5 separate regions of the Homo sapiens genome follow, and regions 1, 3, 4 and 5 are each linked to region 2. A link is a loop called in an ENCODE intact Hi-C map of the cell type or tissue named here. Cell type or tissue: chondrocyte. All regions are shown on one strand. Links, peaks and the distances in the headings refer to the core of each region. The heading gives the core; the rest is flanking DNA.

Region 1 (6,242 bases), core at 391-5,390, 220 kb after region 2:
GCTTAGATCAGAGGCTAGGGGTCAGCCAGGGCAGAGGCTGGGATCCTAGCAGGGTGAAGGCAGAGCCAGGACAGGAGCCAGGCAGGCAGATCCCAGACAGGGAAGCAGAAATCAGATGGCTTGCATAAAACAGCAGCAACCCAGAGCCTGGACACTGGGGCTTCTGCTCCCTTAGACAAGAAGTCTGCTTTGGTATGTCGGGAAGGAGGCAAATGAGAGAAACCTGGCCAATGGTAGCTTATTCCATAAGGACATTTATTGTTTATTCCACAAGAAGTCCAGGAGCAGAGGTGGTCTCGGGATTGGTTTGGTGTCCAAAGAAGCCAGGCTCTTCGCTGACTTCTTAGTGAGCTGGTTGATGCCTCATGATTATAAAGTGGCTGCTGCAGCTCCAGGCATCACATCCTCACCTTGTATGTAAAGGCAGGAAGTGGAGGGTGAGGTGAAGCACCCAAACAGACTCCTTACGTTTCATGAGCCTGTGCTGGGGCAATGTGACCACCTCCTGGTTGCAAGGGAGCTGGGAAACTGAGTACCTGGCCAAACAGAAAGGGATGGCTCTGCCTGGCTCAGGCTGGTCCTGATTCCTTTCCTGGGTCACATGTACAGAGTCACAAGAGGGAGTTCTGGGGCAAGAGAAGAAGGGGCATTGGGGGCCAGGCAACCCACAGAGTCTGCTCCATCTGCTCTCCCACTGGTGCAGACCTAGAAGCTGGTCCAGGATTTCTGCCACCCTCTATTCCTGGGACAGGCTGGCAGGCAGAAGGCCAGCAGGGTACCGGGGAAGATTCCTGCTTGCCCTCCCCTCTCCTGCCCCGGGCTTTACTCTCTGACCTCATGGACCACAAACAGTACACAAGAGTCACAGAAGCCTCAGAGTCCCAGCAGTCTCTGGTGCAGAGGGCAGTGTCCCGGCTAGTCTGCCAGGCCACAATGACATCATCAGGGCCACTGCCCCCGAAGGCCGTGGCCTGGTTTTCTTGGCCCCACGCCCATGGCTGCCCACCCGGGTGAGCTCATGCCTGGACAGAAATGGGATCAGTTTCTCCAGGTCAGACACAGCCAGGCCAGGAGGGCTGAGACGCTGGCAGGGGCAGATTCCAACCAGGGCTCCTCTGCCCAGGTCTGCAGGCTCTGTGGGCAGGGGTGTCCCAGTGGGAGGTGCCCCATGAAGGAGAGAGCTAGGCCTTTTGTACTGGCTGGCAGGTCACTTCGGGGGAAGCCAGAGCTTTGCCCAGAATGGGGAACACTAGAGGTTGCCTGTAGGAGGCCAAGGCGGGACCCCTCCCCAGATCTCTCCAGGCTTCACCCTGCTCCCTCCTCCTCCACCCTAGCCTCCCCACACCATCCCTGCCTCCTCTCATGGTCCTCTACCTCCACTTCCCAGCCCTTGGGACCACCCCCTGTTAAATATGGCCATCTGAGTTCCCCTTGGGATACTGCAACCCACCCCCGCCAACTTATCACCTTCACTCCCAAGCCTGCCCCTCTCCCGTGCCCTTGTTCGACTGGGGGCATTTCTACTATTCCCAGCAGCCAGGCCTGAAAGGGGAGACACACTCCAACCTTCACCCCACCTCCTGCCCCCAGCCCCAGGAGCACCAGGGCCTGACGCTCCTCCAAATCCCCTGCGCTGGCCATCCCAGGCCCCTTCCATCACGTGACCTGACAGCCACCGTCTTCTTGCTCCTCTCCAGAGCCCCTAAACTTGGCTGTGGCCCGTCAGCTTCTTCAGGGGTGCCAGTGGCTGGGGCAGGAATCGGAACCCTTCTCTCCTCCTGGAGATTCAGGAGAACGGGGTCCACCCTTCACTGCCGTGTGATCTGAGCCAGCTGTCCCCGCTCTCTGTGCCTCCACGAAGCTCAGCCGGGGTTGAGACAGAACTGTTGGGAGGATAAACTGTGGTTTGGTGGATGAGGCACCACTAGGGGCCCCGGCCTCACCGCCCATTTGCTGGGTGATCTCAGGCAAGTCACTTGCAGTCTCTGAGCCTCTGTCTCCACCTCATTTGTGATGTCGCCGCAGTGACCCTCCCAGTTTCATGGACCCTTCTAAGGACCAGAAAGGGGAGGGGCTGAAAGAATTGGCTCTGGGGGGTTAAGGGGCCCTGGGCCAGGCATCCAGGCCATCGGAGGACTGTGTCCCATAGAGGGGTGGAGGGGGAGCCCGTTCTGCAGCCCACAGCAGGGCCTGAGCCCAGGGGGCCCAGCCAGAACCCTGGGTGCAGGGTCAGAGCCCTGAGCAGCCGCTAAGTGCACCCTGGAGACACCCCTGCTGGGGAGGAGCCCAGAGCAGGCCACTTTGTCCCCAGGGATCCCAGGACTGTCCCCCAGGCCCAGGGGCACTGCAGAACTGGTGAGGGAGCTACTCAGGCAGACCATCTGCCTGTGCACCATGGACTCTCAGCTCAGCCCAGCAGGTCCTTCACGCCCCTCGGCCCCAGGACCCACCCAAGTTCCCAGCAGGGATCTCCACCCACCCTGAGCCTATTTCTGGCACACAGCGCCCCCTGCTGGCCTCTTCGGGGGCAGCAGAGACTCACGGGGCCTCTGAGTCCTGGCTCTCAAGTTGTTTAAAGGAAGGAGAAAGTCTCCCGGTCCCGGGATCTGGGTCTCAGCCACCTTTGACTCCTGCCTCCCTCAAGGAGGGACAGATGGGGCCGCATTGCAGGCTGGTCCCAAGCAATCGTGGCCACTTTTGTTTTTCTGGAAAGTCTTCTAAAGGTCATGTGCCACAAGGGGCCTATTTATACCCACCCTTTCACTCTCCTCCCTCCCTTTCTTCCCTTCCTTTTCTGTCTGTGTGTGTGTGTGTATGTGTGTGTGTGTGTGTGTGTGTGTGCGTATGTGTGTGTGCTTTTTTTTTCTCTCTCTCTCTTTTTGTAGATGTGGTCTCGATCTGTCACCCAGGCTGGAGCGCAGTGGCACAATCATAACTCACTGTAGCCTTGAACTCCTGGGCTCAGCCTCCTGAGTAACTGGGACTGCAGGCGTGTGCCACCACGCCTGGCTAATTTTCTTTATTTTTTGTAGAGATGGGGGTCTCACTGTGTTGCCCAGGCTGGTCTCAAACTCCTGGCCTCAAGTGATCCTCCAGCCTCAGCCTCTTAAAGTGCTGGGATTACAGGCATGAGCCACCACTCCCAGCCAGCACAGGGACTTTGACGGTGTCTGAAGGGCACTCCTTGAACCTGAGGGTCCAGAAAGACTTTCCTGATGTCAGAAGGAGGAGAGGGCTGGGATGGAGGGAACCTGGGCCACGAGTGAGGTTCTCCCACTAAGGAGCGTGACGGGGCACACACAGCGTGGACAGCTGCAGGTCTCATGGGGTGCACATGCATGTCCCTGTGTGTCACGCATGTCCCTATGTGTCAGGCCCAACTGGGACCTGACTCTCTATCTCCTTTGGCCCAGGTCCTCCTGCTAGAAGCAGCAGAACGGCCCTCCAGCCCGGACAACGACCTGCCAGCCCCCGAGAGCACTCCGCCGACCTGGAATGAGGACTTCCTCCCCGACGCCATCCCTCTTGCTCACCCTGTGCCACGACAGAGAAGGCCCACGGGCCCAGCCGGTGAGTGAGGGCTGCAGAGAGGACAGGCTGGGGCAGCCGAAGGGACCTTGGGCATGGCCTCCCAGGGCCTCCCTAGAGAGGCCACACACTAGACACTCTAGTTCCAACATGCCATGTGGCATTTTGAAAAATTAAGCTAACAGTTGAAAATGGGTATTTCACCTAAAAGCCAGGATTTCTAGTTTCTCTTAAGAAGTAGACGATCTGGTCAGGTGCAGTGGCTCATGCCTGTAATCCCAACACTTTGGGAGGCCGAGAAGGGTGGATCATTTGAGGTCAGGAGTTCGAGACCAGCCTGGCCAACATGGTGAAACCCTGTCTCTACTAAAAATACAAAAATTAGCCAGGCGTGGAGGCAGGTGCCTGTAATCCCAGCTACTCAGGAGGCTGAGGCAGGAGAATCGCTTGAACCCGGAAGGCGGAGGTTGCAGTGAGCCGAGATCACGCCACTGCACTCCAGCCTGGGGGACAAGAGCAAAATTCCGTCTAAAAAAAAAAAAAAAAAAGTAGACCATCTGGCCGAGCATAGTGGCTCACTCATGCTTGTAATCCTAGCACTTTGGAAGGTCAAGGCAGGTGGATCATTTGAGGTCAGGAGTTCGAGACCAACCTGGGCAACATGGTAAAACCCCCATTTCTACTGAAAATACAAAAATTAGCCCAGCATGATTAATCCCAGCTACTCCTAAGGCTGAGGCATGAGAATTGCTTGAGCTGGGGAGGTGGAGGCTGTAGTGAGCCAAGATCATGCCACTGCAATCCAGCCTGGAAGACGGGGTGAAACCCTGTCTCAAAAAAATAGATGATCTTGGGCAGGTGCAGTGGCTCACACCTATAATCCCAGCACTTTGGAAGGCTGAGGTGGGAGGATTGCATGAAGCCAGGAGCTCAAGACCAGCCTGGGCAACATAGTGAGACCCTGTCTCTACAAAAAATTATAAAAATAAAAATGAGAAAATTGGCCATCAGGGCTGGCAGTCCCTCATGGAAACAACCAGCTACTGGGTTGCCACTGTAGGTCCAGTCCAGGCTGTGCAGTTTGCCGCAGTCCCCACCATTCCCTATTGTCTTACAGCTCAGCTACTGTCTTCAGTATCTGCCCTGCTCCTTGGCTTCTGCACTTATGGCCCCCAGCCCAGCCTTGCTGGGTTCAATTTTGCAGCATTCTGCCTGGCCAGGGAGCAGGAACTTACTGCTTCCCACCTCTTTCTGGGGTTTGCTCTCTGAACTCTCTGGCTGGAATTGGAGGACATCTGCCCCCCTGCCTTCCTGCCACACTTTTACAATTTTATTTTATTTTATTATTTTATTTTGAGACAATGTATTGCTCTGTCACTGAGGCTGGAGCACAGTAGTATGATCATAGTTCACTGCAGCCTTCATCTCCGAGGCTCAGGTGATCCTCCTGCCTCAGCCTCCCAAGTAGTTGGGACTACGAGTGCACACCACCACACTTGGCTTTTTTTTTTTTTTTTAATTTTTAGTAGAGACGAGGTCTCACTGCGTTGCCAGGCTGGTCTCAAACTCCTGGCCTTAAGCAATCCTCATGCCTCGGCTTCCCAAAGTGCTGGGATTTACAGGTGTGAGCCACCATGCTTGGCCCTGGCCACATTTTAAAGTTAAGGGGAAGAATTTTCCCTCTGCAGATTCTACCTACTGGTCTGGGCTCTGCCACCTGGGGCTGTAATTACCTTTGCTTTAATCACAATTGTAATAATCATAGTTGCAATCGATGAAGCCCTCCTGGTTGCCAGACACTGAGGTGGGGCTTTATCCTGGAGGACATTTAGCAAACAACACCTGTCTATAAGGCTGAATCCAGGGGTTGAAGGCTGAGGTCTACCATGAGTGGTCAGGATCTGCACTGTGCCAGTTATTAAATATTTTCATATCAGATATGAAAATATTTCAAATACAGATATAATTTTTTTTTTTGACATGGAGTCTCACTCTATCACTCAGGCTGGAGTGCAGTGTCGTGATCTCGGCTCACTGCAACCTCTGCCTCCTGGGCTCAAGGGATTCCCCTGCCTCAGCCTCCCTAATAACTGGGATTACAGGCACGCACCACCAAGCCCCGCTACTTTTTGCATTTTTAATACAGAAGGGGTTTTGTCATGTTGGCCAGGCTGGTCTTGAACTCCTGACCTCAAATGATCTGCCCTCCTTGGCCTCCCAAAGTGCTGGGATTACAGGTGTGAGCCAGCACACGCAGCCTAATTTTTGTATTTTTAGTAGAGACGGGGTTTCACCATGTCGGCCAGGCTGGCCTCAAACTCCTGACCTCAAGTGATCCACCCGCCTCGGCCTCCAAAGTGTGGAATTACAGGTGTGAGCTAGCGCACCCAGCCTACAGATATCACTCTTAATCTTCACACAAAGCTTGGAAGCCTTGAGGTTACAGGGGAGACACCTGAGGCTCAGAGAAGTTAAGTGACACCCCTGGGGTCACCCAGCAAGCCAGCAAGCTGGGGGCATTTTGCCTCCATGATTCTCTGCCCTTAGAGCCCTTTGGAGGGGGCGCTCTCCCTCTGCCCTCTGTTCTGAGTGTCTATTCTGATGCTGGGTTGGGGAGCAGGGGCAGAGCAGGGAGGAGAGATGCATGACACAGGTGGCCTCCAGTGGCCAGTCCCAGGGCCGGGGAAGGAGAGTAGGGTATCCTGCATTCTTGG
Region 2 (6,242 bases), core at 462-5,461:
TCCCTGCCGAGCCAGTTGGACACTCTGGGACACAGATTTGTCAGGGCTCACCTCACTCCTTGGGTTGGGCTGTATTCAGTGATGTCAGAAGATTCTGTCAGAAAGTTGGCCAAAACAGTTTTTCCACTCTGTGAAAATGAGTGCAAATAAAGGTCTTTGCTGAAAGGCAGAAAAGGAAACCAAAAAAATGACCCCAAGAGGTGGCCTGGAACCCGGTGTGGTGCAGTATAGGTCATGGGCACCCTGAGATCACTGGGGTGGTTACGACCTCACTGTCTTGCTCTAGTGCAGTGGGCACAGCCTGGTCTGGGGTCCAGGGAGCATGGGATTAAGGAGTTTTTATTTTTATTTTTTGAGACAGAGTTTCACTCTTGTTGCCCAGGCTGTGATCTAGGCTCACTGCAACCCCCGGGTTCAAACGATTCTCCTGCCTCAGCCTCCAGAGTAGTTGGGATTACAGGCGCCTGCCACCACGCCCGGCTTACTTTTGTATCTGTAGTAGAAATTGGGGTTTCACCATGTTACTCGGGCTGGTCTCGAACTCCTGACTTCAGGTGATCCACACACCTGGGCCTCCCAGAGTGCTGGGTTTATAGGGATGAGCCACTGTGCCCAGCCAAGGAGTTCTTTTAGGTCACAGAGAGGATCAAAGTCAGCCTGGGGACTCGTGGCTAGCTGTCTCATAATCTCACATGCAGCTGTTTGTCCATCTCGATTATATGAGTAATACACATTGCTTTTTTTTTTTTTTTTTTTTGAGACAAGGTCTTGCTCGGTTGCCCAGGCTGGAGTACAGCAATGTGATCATAGCTCACTGCAGCCTTGATCTGTAGGGCTCCAGTGATCCTCCTGCCTCAGCCTCCTGAGCCACCTGGGACTACAGGTGTGCATCACCATGCCCAGCTAATTTTTGTATTGCTTGTAGAGATGGGGTTTCCCTATGTTGCCCAGGCTGGTCTTGAATGCTTGAGCTCAAGTGGTCTCCCCACCTCAGCCTCCCAAAGTGCTGGCAGGTGTTAGCCACTGTGCCTGGCCTAAGACTTCTACAGGTTTTATTTTATTTTTTTTTTAGATGGAGTTTCGCTCTTGTTCCCCAGGCTGGAGTGCAATGGCGCGATCTTGGCTTATTGCAACCTCTGCCTCCCGGATTCAAGCAATTCTCCTGCCTCAGACTCCCGAGTCACTGGGATTACAGGCATGCACCACCAAGCCCAGCGAATTTTTGTATTTTTAGTACAGATGGGGTTTCACCATGTTACTCAGGCTGGACTCGAACTCCTGACCTCAGGTGATCCACCTGCATTGGCCTCCCAAAGTGCTGGGATTAGAAGCGTGAGCCTCCGCATCCGGCTGGGTTTTTTTTTTTTAATTATTATTAGTTTTTGAGACGGAGTCTCGCTCTGTCTCCCAGGCTGGAGTGCAGTGGCGCAGACTTGGCTCACTGCAAGCTCCACCTCCCGGGTTCACGCCTCAGCCTCCCGAGTAGCTGGGACTACAGGCACCCGCCACCACGCCCGGCTAATTTTTTGTATTTTTAGTAGAGACGGGGTTTCACCGTGTTAGCCAGGATGGTCTCGATCTCCTGACCTTGTGATATGCCTGCCTCGGCCTCCCAAAGTGCTGGGATTACAGGCGTGAGCCACCGCGCCCGGCCTTTTTTTTTTTTTTTTTTTTTTAAACGCATTTAGCCTTAGTCCATCTGAGCTTTATTTCTGTGGATGATGTGAAGTATACATGTAGATGTGATCCCCACTACCACGCCCCCAACACACACATTAATAGCCAATGGTTCCAGGACCATATAGTAAAACGCCCAGGACTCGAGCAAAGGCTCATGCCTGTAATCCCAGAACTTTGAGAGACTGAGGCGGGAGGACTGTTTGAGCCCAAGAGTTGGAGACCAGCCTAGGTGCTAGGCAACATAGCAAGATCCTGTCTCTACAAATAATTAACAAATTAAGGCCAGGCGCGGTGGCTCATCCCTATAATCCCAGCACTGTGGGAGGCCGAGGCTGGCGGATCACTTGAGGTCAGCAGAGACCAGCCTGGCCAACAAGGTGAAAACACACCTCTACAAAAAATACAAAAATTAGCCAGGGGTAATGGCGTGGGCCTGTAATCTCAGCTACTCAGGAGGCTGAGGCAGGAGAATCGCTTGAACCCGGGAGGCGGAGTTTGCACTGAGCCAAGATCATGCCACTGCACTCCAGCCTGGGTGACAGGGCGAGACTCTGTCTCAAAAAAACAAAACAAAACAAAAACAACAAATTTAGTCGGGCGTGGTGGTGCACGCCTGTAGTCCCAGGTACTCAGGAGGCTGAGGCAGGAGGACTGCTTGAGCCCAGGGAAGTCGAGGCTGCAGTGAGCTATGATCACACCACTGCACTCCAGCCTGGACGACACAGCGACAACCTGTCTCAAACAAAAGTCCAGACCCACAGACGCATTCATTAGGGGGATCCCGGGGGCAAAAGAAAGAGTCACGAAACCTAGGCTATGGTTCCAATGATGCCACTCAGTACCTTGGGCCTTCGGGGCTCATTAACACCGGGCTCGCCTCCACTACCTCCTCCGGGCAGTGGTTGGAATCAAGGTCTGAAAGCACCGAGTTCACGGAAAGGGCAGGGGCGCCAGTCGGGATGGGCGCGGTGGGCCCGGGTTCCCGCCTCCGGGAGCAAGCCGCAGATCAGACGGGTGGGGACCTGCGCTCGCCCAGGCCCCGAGGCCTGCTCCCCGCTCCCTCTGCCGCGCCGGGCCAGGACTTACCTCGCAAGGCCCCACGAAGAGGATCTTGGCTTTCAGCATAGTTGTCCGCCGCGGCTTAGCCGGCCGGAGCCCACGGGAGGCGGCGCGTCAGGACGGAGCTCTACTTGGCCGCTTTCGTTTCCATGGCGACGGAGAGAGGCCCGCAGGGCCGACGGGACTCGGCCACTTCCGGCGCGCGGGGCGGAAAGCGGGCGCGTCTGCGACTGGGAGGGGGTCGGAGAGAAGCCACAAAGCCCGGGCTGCAGACGCGGTTCTGCAGGGTTGGCCTGTATTTCTTTTAGAGACAGGGTCTCACTCTGTCGCCCAGGCTGGAGCGCAGTGGCGCGATCTCGGGTCACTGCAACCTCCAACTTTTGGGCTCAAACGATCTTTCTGCCTCAGCCTCCCGAGTAGCTGGCACTACAGGCATGTGCCATCACGTCCGACTAATTTTTAAAATTTTTTTATTTGTAAGACTGGGTTTTGCTATGTTGCCCAGGCTGTTTTCGAACTCCTGGGCTGAAATGATCCTCCCATCTCCACCTCCCAAAATTCTGGGACTGCAGGCCCGTTCCACCAGTCTCGGTAGAGACGCGGAAAGCAAGACTCCAGGAGGGGGCGGAATGGCCGTTTCCAAACCTTTGTTTCTCCCAATAATCCCGAGAGCTCAGACAGGCCATACAAGTGCCAAGCTGGCCTTGGAACCAGGCCTTGACTCCTTTATCACTGTGGCATGATATCACTGTGGCCGTCCACCTGGGAGCCGATTTATCACTGCCGTGGCACAGCTCAGAAAAAATCAGGTGAAAGTCTGGTTTCTGTAAAAGGATTCACCACTCACTATCATTCGTCTGACCTAGGAGAAACCAAAGAGATGATGACTGGAATCGTTTAGTCAGTGCAGGTGTCTAGAAACATTGCTGCTAAATTCAATCAGTTAGGTCAGTCTGAAAATACAGAGTCAAGTCAGAATTTTGGATAAGCCATGATATTAAATGTCTATGTGCCGAGAGTGCCGGTACAAAATATGCTAGCCCATAAAAGGGCTGAAATGACAAAAATTTCTAGTCAACCCCGTATCAAATCTTTAACCTTCGGTAACATAGTTACATAGTCTTTGTATTGAAAAGAACTACTTGGCTGGCCGCGGTGGCCCAGGCCTGTAATCCCAGCACTTTGGGAGGCCGAGGCAGGTGGATCACTTGAGGTTCTGCACAGTCCCTTCGTCCTGGTAGATTCTAGGCCAGATGGGGAGACCACCCTGCAGAGTGCCGCTTGTCAAGTGTTTTCCCATGCACATTCCCATGCACAGGTTTTTTTTTATTATTATTTTTATTTTTATTTTATTTTATTTATTTTATTTTTTGAGATGGAGTCTAGCTCTGTCGCCCAGGCTGGAGTGCAGTGGTGTGATCTCGGCTCACTGCAAACTCCACCTCCCGGGTTCAAGTGATTCTCCTGCCTCAGCCTCCTGAGTAGCTGGGATTACAGGCACATGCCATCACATGCAGCTAATTTTTGTGTTTTTAGTAGAGACGGGGTTTTGTCATGTTGGCTGGGTTGGTCTTGAACCCCTGACCTCAAGTCCTTTCTGATCTGCCCGCCTCAGCCTCTGAAAGTGCCGGAATTACAGGCCTGAGCCACTGATCCCACCCCCATGTACAGTTTAATTTTCATTTGCAAATGGAGCTATTACAGTAAGGCGAAGTGATGAGTATCCTAAATTGATGTCAGGGAGGAGGCGGGAACCATGGGCTTTCAGCAGCTCCAGTTCTCCTTTCTTTTCTTTTTTTCTGTTTTTTTTTTTTTTTGAGATGGAGACTTGCTCTGTCGCCCATGCTGGAGTGCAGTGGCGAGATCTCGGCTCACTGCAACCTCTGCCTCCTCGGTTCAAGTGATTATCCTGCCTCAGCCTCCCGAGTAGCTGGGATTACAGGCGCATACCACCATGCCTGGCTAATTTTTGTATTTTTAGTAGCAACAGGGCTTCACCATGTTGGCCAGGCTGGTGTCAAACTCCTGACCTCATGGTATCCGCCCGCCTTGGCCTCCTAAAGTGCTGGGATCACAGTGTGAGCCGCCGCGCCCAGCCCGGTTCTCCTTTCTATGTGTAAAGATGCCATTTCCCCTCTATGTACAGTAATGGTTGTGCCTCTTGCCAGGTCCAGAGTCCAGGCTTCCTCACCTCAGCGTTTACTTCATTGCACTGGGAGGTAGTTTGTGTGCTACAAATCTTAACAACACACGCCCTCACTGAAGGGTCTCATCGGTGTTTGGGTCCACTGATCACAACTCTAAGCCTGATACACCACAGATGCTGAATAGTGTTGGTTCTGGGCCAGTGCAGTGGCTCATGCATGTAATCTCAGCACTTTGGGAGACTGAGGTGGGAGGATCACTTGACACCAGGCATTTGAGACCAGCCTGGGCAATAAGAAAGACCCTGTCTCTACACACACACACACACACACACAGACACACAAACACACTCAGCCAGGTATGGTGGAATGCCTGTAGTCCCAGCTACTGGGGAGGCTGAGGTGAGAGGATCGCTTGAGCCCAGAAGCTTGAGGCTGCAGTGAGCCATGATCGTGCCATTGCACTGTAGCCTCAGCAACAGAACGAGACCCTGACTCAAAAAAAGTAAGATAAAGCCAGGTGCGGTGGCTCATGCCTGTAATCCCAGCACTTTGGGAGGCTGAGGTGGGTGGATCACCTGAGGTCAGGCGTTCGAGACCAGCCTGGCCAATATGGTGAAATCCCGTCTCTACTAAAAATACAAAAATTAGCCGGGTGTGGTGGTGCACACCTGTAGTCCCAGCTACTCAGGAGGCTGAGGCAGGAGAATCGCTTGAACCTGGGAGGCAGAGGTTGCAGTGAGCTGTGATCGTGCCACTGCACTCCAGCGTGGGCAACAGAGCAAGCCTCCATCTCAAGAAAAAAAAAAAAAGATAAAAGAAGTGTCAGTTTCATCTTCCCCTTCATAACACACACATAGAAACACATACATATTCATTTACTCTATAAATATTTAAGTTAATGAATGTTCCCTTAATCTTGCCAAGAACCTTTAGTTTTTGGCCCAGGTGAGAGAAATAAAAAATATGAAATGCGTTACATTTCTTCAATATATGTGCTGTATACATTTGGGATGATTATTGTAAATTATTGAAATACTTTTGCTTTATGACTTTCATTTTAATTAGAAGAGGTTGACTTCAGACAGCTTAATACCCAGGCTTTGATTGTAAAGTGAGCAATAGATCATTAGCGGGGGTGAGAACTGGGTGAACTCGGTCATTTTTCTCCTCCTTCTGTGATTCAATGCAATAAAATCTTTCTCTTGCAAAAAACCTAAAGAAATAAGTTTGACATATTTCAAATCCCTTCTATAAATTTTTGAAAAGATTTAATATAACCCCCAGCCATAAAGTCTTTGAGTTGACCCTCCACGGTCTCAATGATTACACATGCAGTTTTTATTACTAAAGAATAAA
Region 3 (6,242 bases), core at 885-5,884, 190 kb after region 2:
GTGTGTGTGTGTATGTGTGTGTGTATGCCTGTGTGTGTCTGTGTCCATTTATGTGTGTGGGCTGGGCACGGTGGCTCACGCCTGTAATCCCAACTTTGGGAGGCTGAGGCGGGCAGATCCCTTGAGGTCAGGAGTTCCAGACCAGCCTGACCAATATGGTGAGACCCCATCTCTACTAAAAATACAAAAAATTAGCCGGGTATGGTGGCGAACGCCTGTAATCCCAGCTATTCCAGAGGCTGAGGGAGGAGGATGGCTTGAACCAGTGAGCAGAGATGGCGCTATTGCACTCAGCCTGGGTGAAAAAAAAAAGTTATGTGTGTGGATGAATGCACGTGGGTCTGGGTGTGCACGTGTGTAGATCCATGTTGGGTGGGTGTGCCCGTGTATGTGAGCACTCTCTGTGATTGTGCAGAAGTGTGTATGTGTGTTGTGTGTGTGCATGACTGTGAGTGTGCATGAATGTGTATGAGTGTGTTGTGTGTATGCATGAGTGTGATGGGTGTGTGGGCACTCTGTGTGTGCATGGGTGCATGTGTGTGCCTAGGTGTGTGCATGAGTATGACCACTCCATGTGTGTGCATGACTGTGAATTTACTTTGTTTTTGTGTGTACATGAGTATGTGTGTATACTTTTTTTTTTGGATGGAAAGAGGAGTTTGTTAAGGAGTATTAACTCACAGGATCACGAGGTCCCACAATAGGCCGTCTGCAAGCTGAGGAGCAAGGAAGCCAGTCCGAGTTCCAAAGCTGAAGAACTGGTAGTCCGATGTTCGAGGGCAGGAAGCATCCAGCATGGGAGAAGGATATAGGCTGGAAGCCTAGGCCAGTCTAGTCTTTTCACATTCTTCTGCGTGCTTTGTGTTTTGGCCACACCGGCAGCTGATTAGATGGTGCCCACCCAGATTGAGGGGGGTGGGGTCTGCCTTTCCCAGTCCACTGACTCAAATGTTAATCTCCTTTGGCAACACCCTCACAGACACACCCAGGATCAATACTTTGCATCCTTCAATCCAATCAAGTTGACACTCAGTATTAACCATCACAGCTGCCTTCTCTTATAAGACGGGGAAACTGAGGCCCAACAGCCCAGAGATGGACAGACACTTGCCTAAGATGACACAGTGGTATTACAGACTAGACCCTGAGTCTCCTGGTCCCTCCCAGCTCGTTACACCTTCGAGGACCCTAGGACAGGAGAAGCCACACTCTAAGCTAGAACCCATCCTCACACCACAGCCCTTGAATTCTCCTTCTGTCCTTTCCCTCTGCCCGAATGGGGTCAGTGGAGGGAATGGACTCTGGGTGAAATCACACCCATTCAGAGCCTTTGGGACAAATATTTGAGAGTCACCAATTACCTGATCATCAAAGACATGCCTTTAACTTCCTGACTGTCCCGGTTGTTTGGGGCGGCCAGGAGGCCCCCTGGAATCCCTACTGTCACTGGCATATTGCAAGCACATGTTTTCTGCACACAGAGCTGCTCACAATAAACCAACGCTGAAAAGCACATTAAAATGAATCGGAGAAGAGAGAGTCACTTTGTAACATGCTTTATTTTATTTTGTTTTTGCCTTGGAAAGGAGCATGTTTTGGCTGCCAATGAAAGAGCTGGTGGGGGCCTCTTAGCAGAAACCAAACGGGTCCAGATTAGACCTACCCAGCCCACCCCCTGGGACAGTGGCTCTGGCTCCAGGGAGCTGAGAGGGGCCCCGAGACCAGGGGTGAGCTGCAGGGCTGGTCTAGAAACTGGAGATCCCGGGTACCAGCCCTGAGCTCTGGGACACTGGATCCCTTTTCTCCTTTTACCTAGCCTCCGTGTTCCTAACTGCAGAAGAGATTCCCTGACTGTATTTGCTCCTTCTGATTAGTCAGTGGGCACCACGGTCCCTAAGGAGAGTGCATTTCTCATAACAGCTCTGCAAGATGGTTTGGACCATCCGGGGATTTCCAGCCAGAGTGCTGTTATTTTGCATGGATTGGTCACAAGCTGAGATTCATACCTTTCTGTCCAATCCCTCTCCAACTTCCCTCTTAGGTGTGCTGTCTGCAGCCTTCTCCTCCCTGCACACATCCAAAAGCAACTCCTCCCCACTCCCTAGAACCACTCCTTTTTTTTTTCCCCCTCACTCTATTGCCCAGGCTGGAGTGTGGTGATGTGATCTCGGCTCACCGCAACCTCCGCCTCCCGGGTTCAAGCGATTCTCTGGCCTCAGCCTCCCGAGTAGCTGGGACTACAGGTGTGTACCACCACGCCTGGCTAATTTTCGTATTTTTAGCAGAGACAGAGTTTCACCACGTTGGCCAGGCTGGTCTCAAACGCCTGGCCTCAAGTGATCCGCCTGCCTCGGCCTCCCAAAGTACTGGGATTACAGATGTGAGCCACCGCGCCCGGCTTTGCCTAGAACCACTTCTAATTCTCCTTGCTCAGTGAAAAACACTACTCCGTCTAGCCAATCTGCCGTTGAAATCAGAAACCTCAAAGCCTCAACTCTCTCCTTGTGACCCTGTTGCAAGGGATCCCCAACATCCCGTGGATTCTTCTGTCTCTACAGCCCTCTCTAATCCATCTCCTCTTTTCTGCCCCTCCTGGCTTTGTTTTTTGTTGGGTGGGGGGAGCAGGAGACAGAATCTTACCCTGTTGCCCTGGCTGGAGTGCAGTGGTGTGATCACAGTTCACTGCAACCTCCACCTCCCCGCCTCAGGTGATCCTCCCACTTCCCCATCCTGAGTAGCTGGGACCACAGGCACACGCCACCATGCCTAATTTTTAGTGTTTGTAATAGAGATGGGGTTTCTCCGTGTTGCTCAGGCTGGTCTCCAACTCCCGGGATTAAGTGATCCTCCCTCCTCCACTTCCCAAAGGTTGGGATTACTGGCGTGAGCCACCACAAAGTGGCCCATTTTCTTACCTTAGATCTCACCCACCTATCAGAACTGTCTCAGCAACCTCCGGTCTCTCCCCACCAAGAGCAAGCAGAAATCTAAACATTCCCCTTCCCTGTTTGAGACCCTTCTGGACTTTCCACCCCACCTGGATATCAGCCAAATAGCACCGCCGCTGGTCCCTGTGGTTTCTTTGTGCAGATTAAGGAAAAAGCGCCCCTTCCTCAAGGCACGTGACTGCCATCTGCTGGAAAACTGCCGTAATATATATAAAATTATGAGGACCATGATATGATGGCGCCCTCTAGGGTTGTGCAAACACAGCATCCTGAATCCCACAGCCTCCTGGCTTTCAAGAGCCTGATGGCCCTCCAGCCTCATGTCTTCCACTCCTTGTGCCTGCTCACATCTTCTCTTCCACTGATCACAAGCTGTTTGAGGCTCTCCAAACACACTGGAGCATGGAGGTGGAGAATGTGGACTTTGGAGACAGAATCCCAGCTCCGTCATGTAACTGTTACAAAATTCCTTAACCTGGCCAGGCGCGGTGGCCCATGCCTATAATCCGAACAGTTTTGGAAGCCTAGGAGGGAGGATTGCTTGAGGCCAGGAGTTCAAGACCAGCTTGGGCAACACAGCGAGACCCCATCTCTACAAAAAATAGAAAAATCATCCAGGCGTGGTGCACACCTGTAGTCCCAGCTCCTCAGGAGGCTGAGGTGGGAGGATCGCTTGAGCCCAGGAGTTTGAGGCTGCAGTGAGTCATGATCACACCACTGTACTCCAGACTGAACAACAGAGATAAAACCCTGTCAAAAAAAAAAAAAAGATGATGGTCTTAACATTTAGGGTGGCATGAACCAACAACCCTCCCTTCCCACCCCTCCTTGATAAACAGATGAAACATTGGCCCCTCTCTCCTAAAGCATGCCCGGGCACAGAGAATCTTATTTACAGGAACCCTCAGAGGATTCTCCCATCACTCACGAAACCTGACCGTAAGGTCTTTCAGCTCAGATGAAGGAGGAGAGACCCCTAATCTTTGCTGGGTGTCATTTCACATGTGGAAGTGGTCACTTTTCAAATTCAGGTCTTTACCTTCCCACCTGTATTAGTTCGTTTTGTGTTGCTATAAAGGAATACTTGAGGCTGGGTAATGTATACAGAAAAGAGGTTTGTTCCAGCTACTCAGCCAGGAGGCTGAGGCGGGAGGATCCTTTGAGCCCAGGAGGTCGAAGCTGCAGTGAGCTATGATCGTACCACTGCACTCTAGTCTGAGTGAGGTTTACTTGGCTCACAGTTCTGCAAGCCTGGCACCAGCATTTGCTCAGCTTCTGGTGAGGCCTCAGGAAGCGTTTACTAGTGGCAGAAGGTGAAGGGGGAGCTGATGCGTCGCATAGCAAAAGAGGGAGCCAGAGATGGGGGAGGAAGAGGTGCCAGCTCTTTAAGACAACCAGGAGGCTGGGCATGGTGGTTCGTGTCTGTAATCCCAGCACTTTGGGAGGCCGAGGTGGGCGGATGATTTGAGGTCAGGAGTTTGAGACCAGCCCGGCCAACATGATGAAACCCACTTCTCTACTAAAAATACAAAAGTTAACCAGACGTGGTAGCAGGCGCCTGTAATCCCAGCTGCTCAGGAGGCTGAGGCAGGAGAATAGCTTGAACCTGGGAGGCGGGGGTTGCAGTAAGCTGAGATCGTGCCACTGTACTCCAGCTCAGGCTACAGACTGAGACCCTGTCTCAAAAAAAAGAAAAAAGAAAAGAAGAACAGAAAACAGCCTCTGATTCCCTCCCTCCTCCTTGCACCTAGAGCAATGGCATCTCACTAAGGCTGGTAAACTCACTAATGGGATGCCAGTCTGGCCAGGGATCACTGGTTCTTGCTGCCAGATGAAGAGTGGGGCTGCAGAGGTACAGGGCAGGGTTCATTCCCACCCCCAGAATGGTCTAGGCCCGGCCAACACGGGTGAGTTGAGGCCCCCAGCAGCTCAGGGTTTGGCTTCCTGGCCTCTTTCAGCACTGGGGGCTCTTTTATTTTTTTTTTGACGGGGCCTCACTCTGTCACCTAGGCTGGAGTGCAGTGGTGCGAGCTTGGATCACTGCAACTCCTGCCTCCCAGGTTCAAGTGCTTCTTCTGCCTCAGTCTCCTGAGTAGCTGGGACTACAGGTGTGCACCACCACGCACGGCTAATTTTTGTATTTTTAGTAGAAACGGGGTTTCACCATGTTGGCCAGGCTGGTCTCGAACTCCTGACCTCAGGTGATCTGCCAATCTCAGCCTCCCAAAGTACTGGGATTATAGGCATAAGCCATCGCGCCCAGTCTTTTTTTTTTTTTTAAGAGGGTCTCACTCTGTCACCCAGGCTGGAGTGCAGTGGTGCAATCATGGCTTACTGCAGCCTCCAATTCCTGGACTCAAGTGATCCTCCCACTTCAGCCTCCTGAGTAGCTGGGACTACAGGCAATCATCACCAAGCCCAGATAATTTTTGAAATTTTTTTGTAGAGATGTAGGGATCTCACTATGTTGCCAGGGTGGTCTCAAACTCCTGGGCTCAAGCAATCCTCCCATCTTGGCTTTCCAAAATGCTGGGATTACAGGCGTGAGCCACTGCACCCGGCCTCTCAGAGGAGCCTTTTAAAGATGTAAATGAGATCATGAAATCGCCCTCCCTGAAACTCAGTAATTCCGTTCACTGTGATAAAAGTCCCCTCCTGGGCCCTGCAGGTAAGGCTGCACCTCATCCCATGTCACACACACCTTTGCTCACTACCTGCCAGCCTTTTCCCTGCCTCAGGGCCTTTGCACCTGCTATTCCTGCCTTCTGACACAGCTGCAGAGACAGGGCGAGCCTGGGGCTTGGGGCTGAGTCAGGCTCACTGCAGCCTCAAATTCCTGGGCTCCAGTGATCCTCCTACCTCAGCTTCCCATGTAGCTGGGACTACAGGTGAGCACCACCATGCCCAGCTAATTTTTTAATTTTTTGTAGAGAATGAGGCTGGGAGGGGGTCTCACGATGTTGTCCAGGCTGGCCTCAAACTCTTGGCTTCAAGAGAGCCTCCTGCTTTGGCCTCCCAGAACATTGGGATTACAGGCGTGAGCCACTGTGTCTGGCTAATGGGGGCTTCTCTGAGCGAGCCACACAAGGTGATTCAGAGCACTTGTGCATCTCACTTTTTTCTTTTTCTTTCTTTCTTTTTTTTTTTTTTTTTTTTGAGACGGAGTCTCGCTCTGTCGCCCAGGCTGGAGTGCAGTGGCACGATGTCGGCTCACTGCAAGCTCCACCTCCCAGGTTCACGCGATTCTCCTGCCTCAGCCTCCCGAGTAGCTGGGACTACAGGCGCCCACCACCA
Region 4 (6,242 bases), core at 357-5,356, 80 kb after region 2:
CACCCTCTCAGCCCTGCTTCCTTGTCTGTACCTCGGGAAGCAATTCAGTCCCCTCCCCAGTTATCACTCCCCAAAGCAGCGCGTAGAGTTCTCAGAGGGCCGCTGCAGAGGAGGGGGTCGACTTTGCTGAGTCGAAGCCCTTCATCATAAGGGCATTATCAGGCGGCAGTCTGATTAGAATCACAAATGCCTGGCTAGGGTAGATATGGGAGGAGGGGCTGATTCTGTGCTGGGAAGGTGGGAGTGGTGCGGGATGCTTACCCAGGTGTGGAGTGAGCCCCTGGGTGGGCTGCACAGGGGGATGGACAGAGCTTTAAAATACTCAGTGTGGGTCAGAATTGCCCATCAAGATGAGAGACACTAGGCGTGGTGGCTCATACCTGTAATCCCAGCACTTAGGGAGGACGAGGGAGGAGGATTGCTTGAGCCCAGGAGCTTCAGACCAACCTGGGCAATATAGTGAGACCCCCATCTCTACAAAAAATTTCAAAATTAGCCAGGTGTGGTGGCGCAGGCCCATAGTCTCAGCTGCTCAGGAGGCTGAGGCGAGAGGATTGCTTGAGCCCAGGAGGTCAAGGCAACAATGAGCTATAATTGTGCCACTGTACTCCAACATGGGCAACAGAGTGACACTCTGTCCAAAAATTTTAAAAAAAGGAATATTCTTTCTAATGAGCTTTCTTTCCCTTTGTCTCTCTCTTCTTTCTTTCTTTCTGAAGCACGATCTCAGCTCACTGGAACCTCCATCTCCTGTGTTCAAGCAATTCTCCTGCCTCAGCCTCCTGAGTAGCTAGGATTACAGGTGTGCACCACCACACCTGGCTAATTTTTGTATTTTTAGTAGATATGGGATTTCACCATTTTGCCCAGGCTGGTCTTGAACTCCTGACCTCAGGTGATCCTCCTGCCTCGGCCTCCCAGAGTGCTGGGATTACAGGTATAAGCTACCACACCTGGCTAAATTTTGTATTTTTAATAGAGACAGAGTTTCACCATGTTGCCCAGGCTGGTCTCAAACTCCTGACCTCAGCTGATCCTCCTGCCTCAACCTCTCAGAGTGCTAGGATTACAGGCGTGAGCCATTGTGCCCCGCCTTCATTCTAATTTTGAACATGCATTCCCATGGGAAATAATCTGATCACAAAATATGTTAGAAACAACATAAGAATCATAAAGTTGTTTCTTCCAATACACAGTTTATGTATAATTAGTTCTTCCATGGCCCCCGCTGCCCCTGGCCTTCCCAGATATTTACTTATCACCCACTCAATGCCAGATGCTGCCGCAGAGATCCAAGTTGAGTAAGTCTCTGCTCTCAGGGAGAGAGAGACAGTCATGTCCGGGGGTGGTACAGTGGCTGCGAGTGCTGTGGGCAGAGTTGGAGGAACCAAAGGGCGGGGACCAAATCTGTGCAGAGGGGACAGCAAATATTTGAGAGTGAAGGGGCCACTTGAGCAGGATGTGGAAGACGAGTAGGTGGCCCTCAGGGAGGCAGGGGTGGGGAGGGGAGTAGGCATTCTAGACTTTGGTGGGCTAAAGGCCCAGATGTGGAGAGAGGCATGGCTCAGCCTAGGGCTCAGGGGTTCAGGAGCGCAGGGAGATCCTTGCAGAAGGCCTGGTGGGCTCGGTCATGGAGTGGGCTTTGTCCCTTCCAGACCTCAGTCCACACTGCCTTTCTTTTTTTTCCTATTTTTTTTTTTTTTTTTTTTTTTTTTGAGATGGAGTCTCACTCTGTCACCCAGGCTGGAGTGCAGTGGCACGATCTCGGCTCACTGCAACCTCCACCTCCTGGATTCAAGTGATTGTCCTGCCTCAGCCTCCTGAGTAGCTGGGATTGCAGGTGCCCGCCACCACTCCTGGCTAATTTTTGTATTTTTATTTTATTTTATTTTTTGTTTGTTTATTTGTTTTGAGATGGAGTTTCGCTCTTGTTGCCCAGGCTGGAGCGCAATGGTGCGGTCTCAGCTCACTGCAACCTCTGCCTCCCAGGTTCAAACGATTCTTCTGCTTTAGCCTCCCGAGTAGCTGGGATTACAGGTGCACATCACCATGCCCAGCTAAGTTTTGTATTTTTAGTAGAGACCGGGTTTCACCATGTTGGCCAGGCTGGTCTTGAACTCTTGACCTCAGGTGATCCACCCACCTTGGCCTCCCAAAGTGCTGGGATTACAGACATGAGCCACTGCGCCCGACCCACACCGCCTTCCTTCCTTCACTTGTTCATTCAGTAAATACCACTGATGTGGGCCCTGCGCTAAACCCGAACGAGGGGTGGGGAGATGCGGAGACGGGAGTTCAAGGGCCTGTGGTCTCTCTGCAGGCTGCAGTTACACGGGTCAGGTGGACAGCAGCACGTCTGCACAGGTGTGTCCCGTGTGAGGCTGCATTTGGCTGGAAGTTGTCACCGAGTCCCTGGCTTGGGGATGATTTTGCAGACCCAGGGATGGCGCTGTCATACCAGCTCTTTGCAGAACTACCTGCCTGGAGAAGGCATAGGGGTAAGGCTTTCCCTGATCCTTCAAGCCGTCTGGACAGTGGAGACCAGCCCCAGAGGATTGTAGAACATGACGAGGCCTTTGACTCTGCCTGCCTAGCCTCCCAGTCACTGGGCTTCTGGACAAGAGGCAGCACTGCTCTGAGCTTCCTACCAGTGATGATGAGGGTGATGATGAAAGCTATGTCAGCGGGATGGTCTCTAAAGCCTCTCCCAGCTCTAATCCTGCCAGGAGGAGGAGGAAGAAGAAGAGGAGCAGGAGGTGGAGGAGAAGGAGAAGGAAGAGAAAGAGGAGAGAAGGAAGAGGAGAAGGAGGAGGAGGAAAAGGAAGACTAGAAGAAGGAAGAGGAGGGGGAGCAGGAGGACAAAGAGAAGGAGGAGGAAGAGGAAGAGTAGGAGGAAGAAGAGAAAGAGGAGGAGGAAAAGGAGGAGGAAGAGGAAGAGTAGGAGGAAGAAGAGGAAAAGGAGGAGGCAGAAGAGGGAGAGGAGGAGGTGGAGGAGGAAGAGGAGGAAGAAGATGTTGGAGGCTGAGGAGGAGGAAGAGTAGGAGGTAGAGGAAGAGGAGGAGAAGGAAGAGAAGGAGGAGGAAGAGGAGGAAGAGGAGGAGGGAGAAGAGGAGGAGGAGGAGGAAGACCCTGGAGAGGGATGGACCCTGCAGCAATTTCCCAACTGGGCCCCAACCCAGGACACCACCTCTTGTCTCCAGCGGAAAGCTGCAGGATCTGGTGGTGTCGAAGCCACGTTTCCTCTCTGCCTGCTGGGGGTTACGTGAACTGCCAAAAATTCCTACCTTGAAAGGTAGGAAGAAATGTCAGACTTGGAAAGAAATGATCCAACATAAAAGGCAGACTTCATTACCAGCCGGGTTTATTTCATTCTCCCCTGGATTCGGAGTGGCTTCAAATTCTCCCGGGCCTGACCTTTGCAGGGGAACTGAGGAATTTCTCAGAGATGCCAAGACAGCAGTGTGTGGCGGGGGTGCCACCGGCTGCCGGACAATTAGTCCCAGAGCCTGGTCCTTTGGAAAAGGTGTTCTGCTGGTGGAGACTCGCTGGGCTGTGATGTGATCGTGTCGGATGCCAAATTCCACAGTCAGTCCCTTTCAGCAGTCACATTCCTTAGATTCTTATCAGGGATTTTCCCCCCCAAGTGAACACTGGGAACCAGCCTCCCCGCTGATTGCAGGAGGATGGGAGGAAATTAAAAGCAGGAATCCTGGCGGTTGTCCTGGTTCGTCACCAGCTTGCCGTGCCAGCTTGAGCCCTTCCCTTCCCCTTTCCCCTTCTCTGGGCCTCGGTTTTCTCACCTGTAAAAAGGGGGTTGGGGCGGGATGATCTTTCCAAGGCCTCTGGCTGTGAAAATTCTATTTTCTCTTTCTTTTCTTCTTTCTTTCTCTTTTTCTTTCTTTCTTTCTTTCCTTCATTCTTTTTTCTTCCTTCCTTCTTTCCTTTCTTCTCTTTCTCTTTCTTTCTCCCCTCCCCTCCCTCCCTTCCTTCCTTCCTTCCCTCCCTCCCTCCTTCCCTCCCTCCTTTCACTGCTTCCTTTCATTTCTTTCTCTCTTTCTCTCCTTCTTTCCCTTCCTTCCTCCCTCCCTCCCTCCCTCCCTTGCCCCCTTTCCTTTCCTGTCCTGTCCTTTCCCTCCTCTCCCCTCTCCTCCCCTCCCCTTTCCTTTTCTTTCTTTCCTCTATCTTTCCTCTTCCTTTCTTTGACAGGGTCTTGCTCTTTTGCCCAAGCTAGAGTGTGGTGGTGCAATCTCAGCTCACTGCAGCCTTGACCTCCGGGGCTCAAGAGATGCTCCCACCTCAGCTTCTCGAGTAGCTGGGATTAGTCACGTGCCACTATGCCCAGCTAATTTTTAAATTTTTAGTAGAGATGGGGTCTCGCTGTATTGCCCAGGCTGGTCTCAAATTCCTGGCTTTAAGCAATCCTCCCTCCTCAGCCTCCCAAAGTGCTGGGATTACAGTCATGAGCCACTGCGTGTGGCCGGCAAAGTCTTAATAATTCTCCATTCAAGTCCATAGAGAGATGGTTTCAGGGGACAATAGACCTAAACAAAATTCTGTCTTCACAGAGTGGGAGATGCTTGTGGGACAGTTGCTGCAGTGGGAGATTAGGAGTGGGGGCCTTCTTGTGTGTCCCCTCCTTCATGGGGGAGCATTCCTCCCCCTGAAATGGTGCAGCTCTACTAAGTCTCTACTAAAAATACAAAAATTAGTGGGGTGTGGTGGTATGTGCCTGTAATCCCAGTTAATTGGGAGGCTGAGGCAGGAGAATCACTTGAGCCTGGGAGGCAGAAGTTGCAGTGAGCTGAGATTATGCTACTGCACTCCAGCCTGGGAGACAGAGTGAGACTCTGCTTCAACAACAACAACAAAACAAAACAAAACAAAAAAACTTTTTGTAGAGACCAGGTCTTGCTATATTGCCCAGGTTGGTCTTGAACTCCTGGCCTCAAGTGATGCTCCTGCCTCGACCTCTCAAAGTGCTGGAATTGCAGCATGAACCACCGTGCCCAGCCTAAACCATCTTTTCAATGGCAGTCCTCTTCTCTTCTGTTGGCCCACATTTTAAAACAGCTTTTATGAGAGTGCCATTTATTCAGAAAAAAAGACTCCAGGATTATCCTGGTTAAATTTCAGATTAAAGCCTGATCCAGGCCGGGCACGGTGGCTCACGCCTGTAATCCCAGCACTTTGGGAAGCCTAGGCGGGCAGGTCACTTGAGGTCAGGAGTTCGAGACCAGCCTGGCCAACATGGTGAAACCCTGTCTCTACTAAAAATATAAAATTTGCCGGTGTGCTGGTGGGCACCTGTAGTCCCAGCTACTTGGGAGGCTGAGGCAGGAGAATCGCTTGAACCAGGGAGGTGGATGTTGCAGTGAGCCAAGATCATGCCATAGCACTCCAGCCTGGGCAACAGAGCTATGCAAGAAGAGAAGCTGTGTCCTTATTTCTGGACACAGTTGTGTGAGGTTGTGAAGCCTGGAGCGGTGGCAGCCATCTTAGAGCCATGAGGCAAGACAGCCTGGGGAAGGCAGAGCAGGAGGCAGGGTCTTTGACTGTGTGATGCTGCCTAATTAGCCAACTCTGCAGCCACTCACTTCTCAATATGTGAAATCTTAAGTGACCTGGTTGTTCAAGCCCAATTTATCAGTAGGGTTTTTACAACGCATCTGAAAGCATCCTCGCCAAAACAACCTGCTGTCAAAACATACTATCAAGGCGTGAGAATGTGAGACCGGGAGACACTTGGTGTCCTGGTTGCACCATTTACCCTCCCCCCCCAAATGGCTTTGGGCAAATCTCAATGCCACAACCTCAGTTTTCCATCTACAAAGTAGCAGTTCACCTTCCCAGGGGAGCCAGAAGTCCCAAAGACAATAGCACCGATATGAATGTAAATTTGTGGACTGCAAACTTCTAAGCATAGCAGATGTTACCATTAAACTATAAATAGGCCAGGCACAGTGGCTCATACCTGGAATCCCATCTCTTTAGGAGGCTGAAGTAGGAGGATTGCTTGAGCCCAGGAGCTCAAGACCAGCCTAGGCTATATAGTGAATCTCCCTGTCTCTACAAAAACAAAGTGCGAAAATTAGCTAAGTGTAATGATACGCGCCTGTGGTTCCAGCTACGCAGGAGGCTGAAGAGGGAGGATTGCTTGAGCTCAGGAAGCAGAGGTTGCAGTGAGCTGTGATCATGCCACTGCACCCCAGCCTGGGTCACAGAGTGAGATTTTGTCTCCAAAA
Region 5 (6,242 bases), core at 423-5,422, 120 kb after region 2:
TACATACATGGGTGTACAATCATAAGTGCTTAGAAGAGAAGTCTGGGTACTTTGAGGGTGTAGATTGAAGAGGCCCAGCTTGCTGTAGGGTGGAAGGGACCGAGTGTGGGCTAGTCAGGGTGGGCTTCTAAGAGGAGGCAGCACTTTCACTGAGCTCTGGGAGGCTGCATGACTTGGGCAGAGACAGAGCACATGCACACAGGGCCAGTGGAGTCCTGAATGGGGGCGGAGTTCCGAATGGGGGGCGGAGTTCCGAATGGGGGCGGAGTTCTGAATGCTGGTGGAATTCTGAATCGGGCGGAGTTCTGAATGGGGGCGGGGAGGAGCTGGTGGCCAAGGAGAGGAGGAGGGATGGCCAAGGTATACAGTAGCCAGATGGCAGAAGTCCACAAGGTTAGGCTTAGGATTTGGGTATTGTCCTAAGATTTTTTTTCTTTTAAGAGACAGGGCCTCACTCTGTTGCCCAGGCTGGAGTGCAGTGGTACATTCACAGCTCGCTGCAAGCTCAAACTCCTGGACTCAAGTGATCCTCCTGCCTTAGCCTCCCAAATAGCTGAAACTACAGGCACGTGCCACTACACCCCACTAATTTTTTTTTTTTTTTTAAGAGACGGGGTCTGGCTATGTTTCTCAGGTTGGTCTAAAACTCCTGGACTCAAGCAATCTTCCCACCTCAGCCTCCCAAGTACGTGGGGACTACAGGCATGCACCACTATGCCTGGCTAATTTTTAAATTTTTGGTAGAAATGGGGGTCTTGCTATGTTGCTCAGGTTGGTCTTGAACTCCTGGCTTCAGGTGATCCTCCTGCCTTGGCCTCCCGAAGTGTTGGGATTACAGGCATGAGCCACTGTGCCTGGCCTTGTCCTGAGATTGAAGAAAAGCTAGGAGAGGTTCAAGGACATTTCTGCTTTAAAAACGTCACTTGGAGCTGGGCGAGGTGGCTCATGCCTGTAATCCTAACAGTCTGGGAAGCCGAGGCGGGCGGATCACCTGAGGTCGGGAGTTGGAGACCAGGCTAACCAACATGGAGAAACCGCATATCTACTAAAAATACAAAATTAGCCAGGCGTGGTGGTGCATGCCTGTAATCCTAGCTACTCGGGAGACTGAGGCAGGAGAATCACTTAAACCTGGAAGGTGGAGGCTGCAGTGAGCCGAGATTGTGCCATTGCACTCCAGCCTGGGCAACAGAGCGAGACTCCGTCTCAAAAAAAAATAAACAACAGTAAAAACAAACAACAAAAAAGCATCACTTGGGAGAACCAGAGAGGGAGGGAGGCAGATGGGGTATATGTGGAAAGATGGGGTATATGCAGTCAAGGGTGGGGTGAAGGTTCAGGGCTGGCTCCTCCACTTTCTGTTGGTGTGGACCAAGTCCAGCTCTGCACCTACCTGCCGCACAGTCTCTGGTGGACTCAGTGTTTTCATCCATAAAATGGGACAGTAATACTCTCAGGTGTGAGTGGGCCGAGTACGCAGGCATTCAGTGGCTACAGCCCCCTTAAGTTCCCCTTTCTTTTCTTTTTGTATTTTTTTTAGACAGTCTCAATCTTGCGGTCCAGGCTGGAGTGCAGTGGTGTGATCTCAGCTCACTGTAACTTCCGCCTCTCGGGTTCAAGCAATTCTCCTGCCTCAGCCTCCCAAGTAGCTGGGATCACAGGCGTGCACAACCACGCCTGGCTAATTTTTGTATTTTTAGTAGAGATTTTTAGTAGAGATGGGGTTTCACCATGTTTGTCAGGCTGGTCTCGAACTCCAAGACGATCCACCCGTCTGGGCCTCCCAAATTGCTGGGATTACAGGCGTGAGCCACAGCGCCCAGCCCCCTTTCTTTCCTGAGCTGATTTTGCCATCCTTAAAATGGGCATGTAGAACATTTTCCAGGGACCAGTGAGGGGCTCGCCCACCTTCAGCTCATTCCTGGAGTCTGGTGGTTTTGGCAGACAGACTCTAGGAGGACCACCCCACCTTGGGGTTTGTTTGGACCCACACCAGGCTGAATGTAATACCCAGGAAAAGCCTCAGCTCTGCATCCTGAAGGGGTGCCAACAGACCCAGGAGAGCCAGATCCCTAGTCAGTCGATTGATAGTGATATGTACCTCCTGGGTGCTGGGCAGATGTGGTGGGAGACCTTAGAAAGGCTTCCTGGAGGAGGTGACCTAGAGAGAGACAGAAAGAGAGAGAGACAAGAAAGACCAGCCCCTCAGAGGGCAATAGGGTGAAACCCCGTCTCTACTAAAAATACAAAAATTAGCCAGGAGTGGTGGTGCGCACCTGTAATCCCAGCTACTCGAGAGGCTCAGGCAGGAGAATCACTTGAACCCAGGAGGCGGAGGTTGCAGTGAGCCGAGATTGTGCCACTGCACTCCAGCCTGGGCGACAGGGTGAGACTCCGTCTGAAAAAAAAAAAAAAGAGGTAAGGAAACTGGTGTGCTGGAGATTTGTGAGAAGACCAGTGTGGCTGGAAAACAAAGTCACCTGCGAGGCCAGGGAGGACACCAGATCAAAGCAGGCAGAGCCCGTGGGCCATAGAGTGGACTTGGTGACCACTGGAAGTCATGGATGGATGGGGCTGCTCCACCTTGGGGAGAATCCAGGCATCAGAGGCCAATCTTGTTTTTGCCTCCAAAATCTAAGAGTTGTTAAAGTCTTAGGGGTAGGAGGGACAACACCCCGCTCCAGAGCTGTGTGGCACCTGGCCGGGACCTTGTTATTGGCCCTTAATGTTCCCACCAAGCAGCAAAGTTGACACTACCATGTGGCTGGGGACTCTGCAGGGAGCCTTGAGGAAGATGAGTTCCCTCTTGGAGCCTGGTGTCCTCAACTGAGTGCGGCCTTAAGGCTGACAGAGGTTAAATAAAATATGTACACCCTGTTTTTGAGGGAGGGCAGTCCCTAAACTGGATCTGCATTTTAGAAAGTTTGCCTAGGCCAGGGGCAGTGGCTCACGCCTGTAATCCCAGCACTTTGGGAGGTCAAAGTGGGCAGATCACCTGAGGTCAGGAGTTCAAGACCAACCTGGCCAACATGGTGAAACCCCATTTCTACTGAAAATACAAAAATTAGCCAGGTGTGGTGGTGTGCGCCTGTAATCCCAGCTACTCAGGAGGCTGAGGCAGGAGAATCGCTTGAACCCGGGAGGTGAAGGCTGCAGGGAGCTGAGATCGCGTCACTACACTCCAGCCGGGGCAACAGAGCGAGACTCTGTCTCAAAACAAAAAAACAACAAAAAAAGAAAGTTTGCCCAACTGGACCCTAGCGGCAGGGGCTGGCAATTCTTCATGGGGACAGGAGGCCAGCCTCCCTCGGGTTTTTTTCCAAGACTGGGGAAATGGGCCACAAATGTGGAACCTGTCTTGGGCATTCAGGTGAGACTCAGGGGGGCTACCAAGCTGAGTCTTGGCCGGTTGGGATGGTGACACAGTGCCACCTACTGGTGTGCCCCACGCCTGGACTTGGCAGCCATCAGGTTCCAGAGTGGCATGGGCCAAGCCCATGGAATTCAGAATGAGGGGCCAAGAAAGACTGTGGCCAGGAGCGGTGGCTCATGCCTGTAATCCCAGCACTTTGGGAGGCCAAGACAGGCAGATCACCTGAGGTCAGGAGTTCGAGGCCAGCCTGGCCGACATGGTGAAACCCTGTCTCTACAAAAAATACCAAAATTAGCTAAAATTAGGTTAAAAATACAAAATTACTCCTGTAATTGCAGCTACTTGGGAGGCTGAGGCAGGAGAATTGCTTGAACCCGGGACACAGAAGTTGCAGTGAGCCACGATTGCGCCACTGCACTCCAGCCTGGCGACAGAGAGAGACTCCGTCTCAAAAAAAAAAAAAAAGAAAGAAAGAAAAAGAAAAAAGAAAAGAGCATCTCCAGAGGGATGAGCTCAGTTTCTGAATCAGGGGCCCGAGATCAGTCCCTGTGTGTAGATGAGAGGGAAAACCTTTGCCTGTACTGAACGAACACAAATTAGTATTACTGGGCTCTGGAACCAATTCTGCCTGGGTTCAGATCCCAGTTCCACCACCTTGACAAAGTTGCTTAACCTCTTTGTGCCTCAGTTTCCTTGTCTGTAAACTGGGAATAATGGCCTCTGTTGTTCTCAGTCAGCTTATGTAAACCACTCAGTACACTGTGAGTCTGCAATTGAAGCTACTATTATATTTATATATTTTTTAAGACAGAGTCTCCCTCTGTCACCCAGACTGGAGTGCAGTGGTGCAATCTCAGCTCACTTCTATCTGTGTCTCCCAGGTTTAAGCGATTCTTGTGCCTCAGCCTCCTGAGTAGCTGGGATTACAGGCGCCCACCACCATGCCCGGCTATTTTTTGTGTGTGTGTTTTTAGTAGAGATGGGGTTTCACCATGTTGGCCAGGCTGGTCTCGAACTCCTGGCCTCAAATGATCCACCTGCCTCAGCCTCCCAAAGTGTTGGGATTACAGGCGTGAGCCACCGTGCCCGGCCTATCATACCTACTTTTATTGTTCTCATGACCATCTTCATCATTCCAAGTGTGGATTGAAGTGAGAGTGTCTGGTGCATCTGGAGGGCTCCCGCCTGGTGGGTGAGGGCCAGAGGTGTCTGTGTGAGGTGGAGGAGGGCCAGCACATTTGGCTCAGCAGCCCGGACTCTCTCCTGATGACAGTGGGGACGGCCGAAGGGTGTGGGTTGGGAGGAATGAGGTCAGGTCTGTATTTTGCAAACCCAGCATCCATGCACCCCTCCTGCACTCACAGCCTTACACCAGGCATCCTGGTCTCCCTGGTATCCTCATCATACAGACCAGGAAACAGGCTCAGAGAGGTTTAGGTACCTGTGCAATGTTGTATAGTGAATTAGGGACAGAGCCCAAATGCCAGGCTTGCACTCCTGAGCCCAGGGCTCCATTGATCCCATCGTGCAGAGGTTAAGGGAGGGACCTGATTTTTTGGCATCAGCTGTGCTCAGCAGGGTGCAAACAACAGCAGCTTGGCCCTTGCGCCTGCCCCGGGCCCTGGGTGGACTCTGTAGTTTTTCTGGTCTCTCGTAGTCGGAAGACCATTTCAGGAATTAATTTTAAAACTGCCATTTTTAATCTAAACAAAAGCTCTCCTCTGTCCAAGCTGGGCCTGCTTTCGGCTGGCAGATCTGCGGCAGCAAGAGGGTTGTGAGCCCTTTCTGTTTTTCTAGGTCTTTCTTTTTTTTTTTTTTTGAGACAGAGTCTTGCTCTGTCACCCAGATTGGAGTGCAGTGGCACGATCTCGGCTCACTGCAACCTCCGCCTCCCGGGTTCAAGGAATTCCCCTGCTGCAGCAGACTCTGTCTAAAAACAGAACAAAAGATATGGCATAGAAACATATTTGGGGTTGAAATATTTTGATTTCCTTCCTTATCTGCCATGCGATGTTATGCTAGAGCCTGGTTGGAAAGCCAGCCACATCATATAGGGTTAAAATAGAACCTGTGTGATGAGGCTTTGTGGTTTGAAAGGCGTGACTCCCCAGGCTCCTTAGATAGGAATCTGGGCAAGAGAAGAAAACGGTCAGAGGTTAGTCCTCAGGTATGTGAGCGTGTTTAGTGTGTTAGTGTGAGGCTGAGTGTGTGTTTATCCAAGCGTGTGAATAGGTGCATGTGTGTGTACATAATTGCGTACAAGTGTGTGACTGTGAGTGTGCATGAGTGAGTCTGAGGGTGCTGAGCACGTGTTTGTGTGAGTGCGTGTGTGGAAGTGTGCACGAGTGTGTTTGTGCGAGTGTGCAAGCACGAGTGTGCACACGAGTGTGAGAGAGCAAATGAGTGTGTGACTGTGTGAGGGTGTGCGTATGTGTTAGTTTGTGAGAGCTTGCAAGTAAGTTTGTGCAAGCGTGTGAAGGTGTGAGAGTGTGTGAGGGCACGTGTGTCCTCACATGGGTATGTGAATGTGTGTGCATGTATGTGAGTGTGTGTTTATTGTGAAAATCGTGTATTTGTACTCATCATCGCATACCAGAGTCACTTGCTGTAAGGAGGGGTGACCTTGGAACTAAGGCTCTGCCACCTCTTTCCAACCCCCCATCCTGCACTGGATTGCCCAGTTGCTCCCAAAAGCTGGGGGCTTTGCTCTCCAGCTCACAGCTGTGGGCACCTCTCCTGGTCATCTCCTACCTCCTGTCCCAGCTGCACACAACCACGCTACCCCCAGATCTCCAGGGGGAAACTGGTTTGCTGGAATGTTTATGAAACACGAGTGCAGGTTTTTGCTTTTTTAAAAAAGAAATGAGCG

Evidence for each region. A loop is a pair of places that touch in the nucleus more often than their neighbours do. Peaks named below come from ENCODE experiments on the same cell type or tissue, not always from the same donor. Only the 100,000 strongest peaks of a DNase experiment are listed, where the experiment ranks them.
Region 1: it touches region 2 in a loop (11-fold over the local background); 4 of 110 quality-filtered maps call a loop at or near these places.
Region 3: it touches region 2 in a loop (7-fold over the local background); 4 of 110 quality-filtered maps call a loop at or near these places.
Region 4: a loop joins it to region 2, with 4 times the contacts of the local background. A loop is called at or near these places in 4 of 110 quality-filtered maps.
Region 5: a loop joins it to region 2, with 4 times the contacts of the local background. A loop is called at or near these places in 5 of 110 quality-filtered maps.

What each region holds. Positions count from the first base shown.
Region 1 is chr7:101,536,480-101,542,721 of GRCh38, forward strand. COL26A1 (collagen type XXVI alpha 1 chain) reads left to right here. Exons shown (of 13, transcript NM_001278563.3): 5 at 3,414-3,570. Among named protein-coding and RNA genes, the nearest start is that of LINC01007, 29 kb to the right of the region's middle. RefSeq lists an enhancer at 5,647-6,242. In chondrocyte, for the core only: CTCF peaks have their summits at 2,501 (motif pointing left) and 2,718; DNase peaks (open chromatin) are centred at 2,242 and 3,402.
Region 2 is chr7:101,318,905-101,325,146 of GRCh38, forward strand. It overlaps IFT22 (intraflagellar transport 22), which reads right to left and starts at 2,908. Exons shown (of 5, transcript NM_022777.4): 1 at 2,767-2,908; 2 at 52-128. The coding sequence starts at 2,805. RefSeq lists a silencer at 2,631-2,750. In chondrocyte, for the core only: a CTCF peak has its summit at 3,340 (motif pointing right); a DNase peak (open chromatin) is centred at 2,807.
Region 3 is chr7:101,504,815-101,511,056 of GRCh38, forward strand. All of the region lies in intron 3 of COL26A1 (collagen type XXVI alpha 1 chain), which reads left to right. Among named protein-coding and RNA genes, the nearest start is that of LINC01007, 61 kb to the right of the region's middle. RefSeq lists enhancers at 1-155, 2,474-3,233 and a silencer at 2,646-2,765. In chondrocyte, for the core only: CTCF peaks have their summits at 3,163 (motif pointing left) and 3,388; no DNase peak of the experiment used is centred there.
Region 4 is chr7:101,398,665-101,404,906 of GRCh38, forward strand. The region is part of intron 1 of COL26A1 (collagen type XXVI alpha 1 chain); the gene reads left to right. Among named protein-coding and RNA genes, the nearest start is that of COL26A1, 39 kb to the left of the region's middle. RefSeq lists enhancers at 1-555, 2,340-2,867. In chondrocyte, for the core only: no CTCF peak of the experiment used is centred there; no DNase peak of the experiment used is centred there.
Region 5 is chr7:101,437,153-101,443,394 of GRCh38, forward strand. All of the region lies in intron 2 of COL26A1 (collagen type XXVI alpha 1 chain), which reads left to right. Among named protein-coding and RNA genes, the nearest start is that of COL26A1, 77 kb to the left of the region's middle. RefSeq lists enhancers at 1-479, 1,354-2,313. In chondrocyte, for the core only: CTCF peaks have their summits at 3,421 (motif pointing left) and 3,621; no DNase peak of the experiment used is centred there.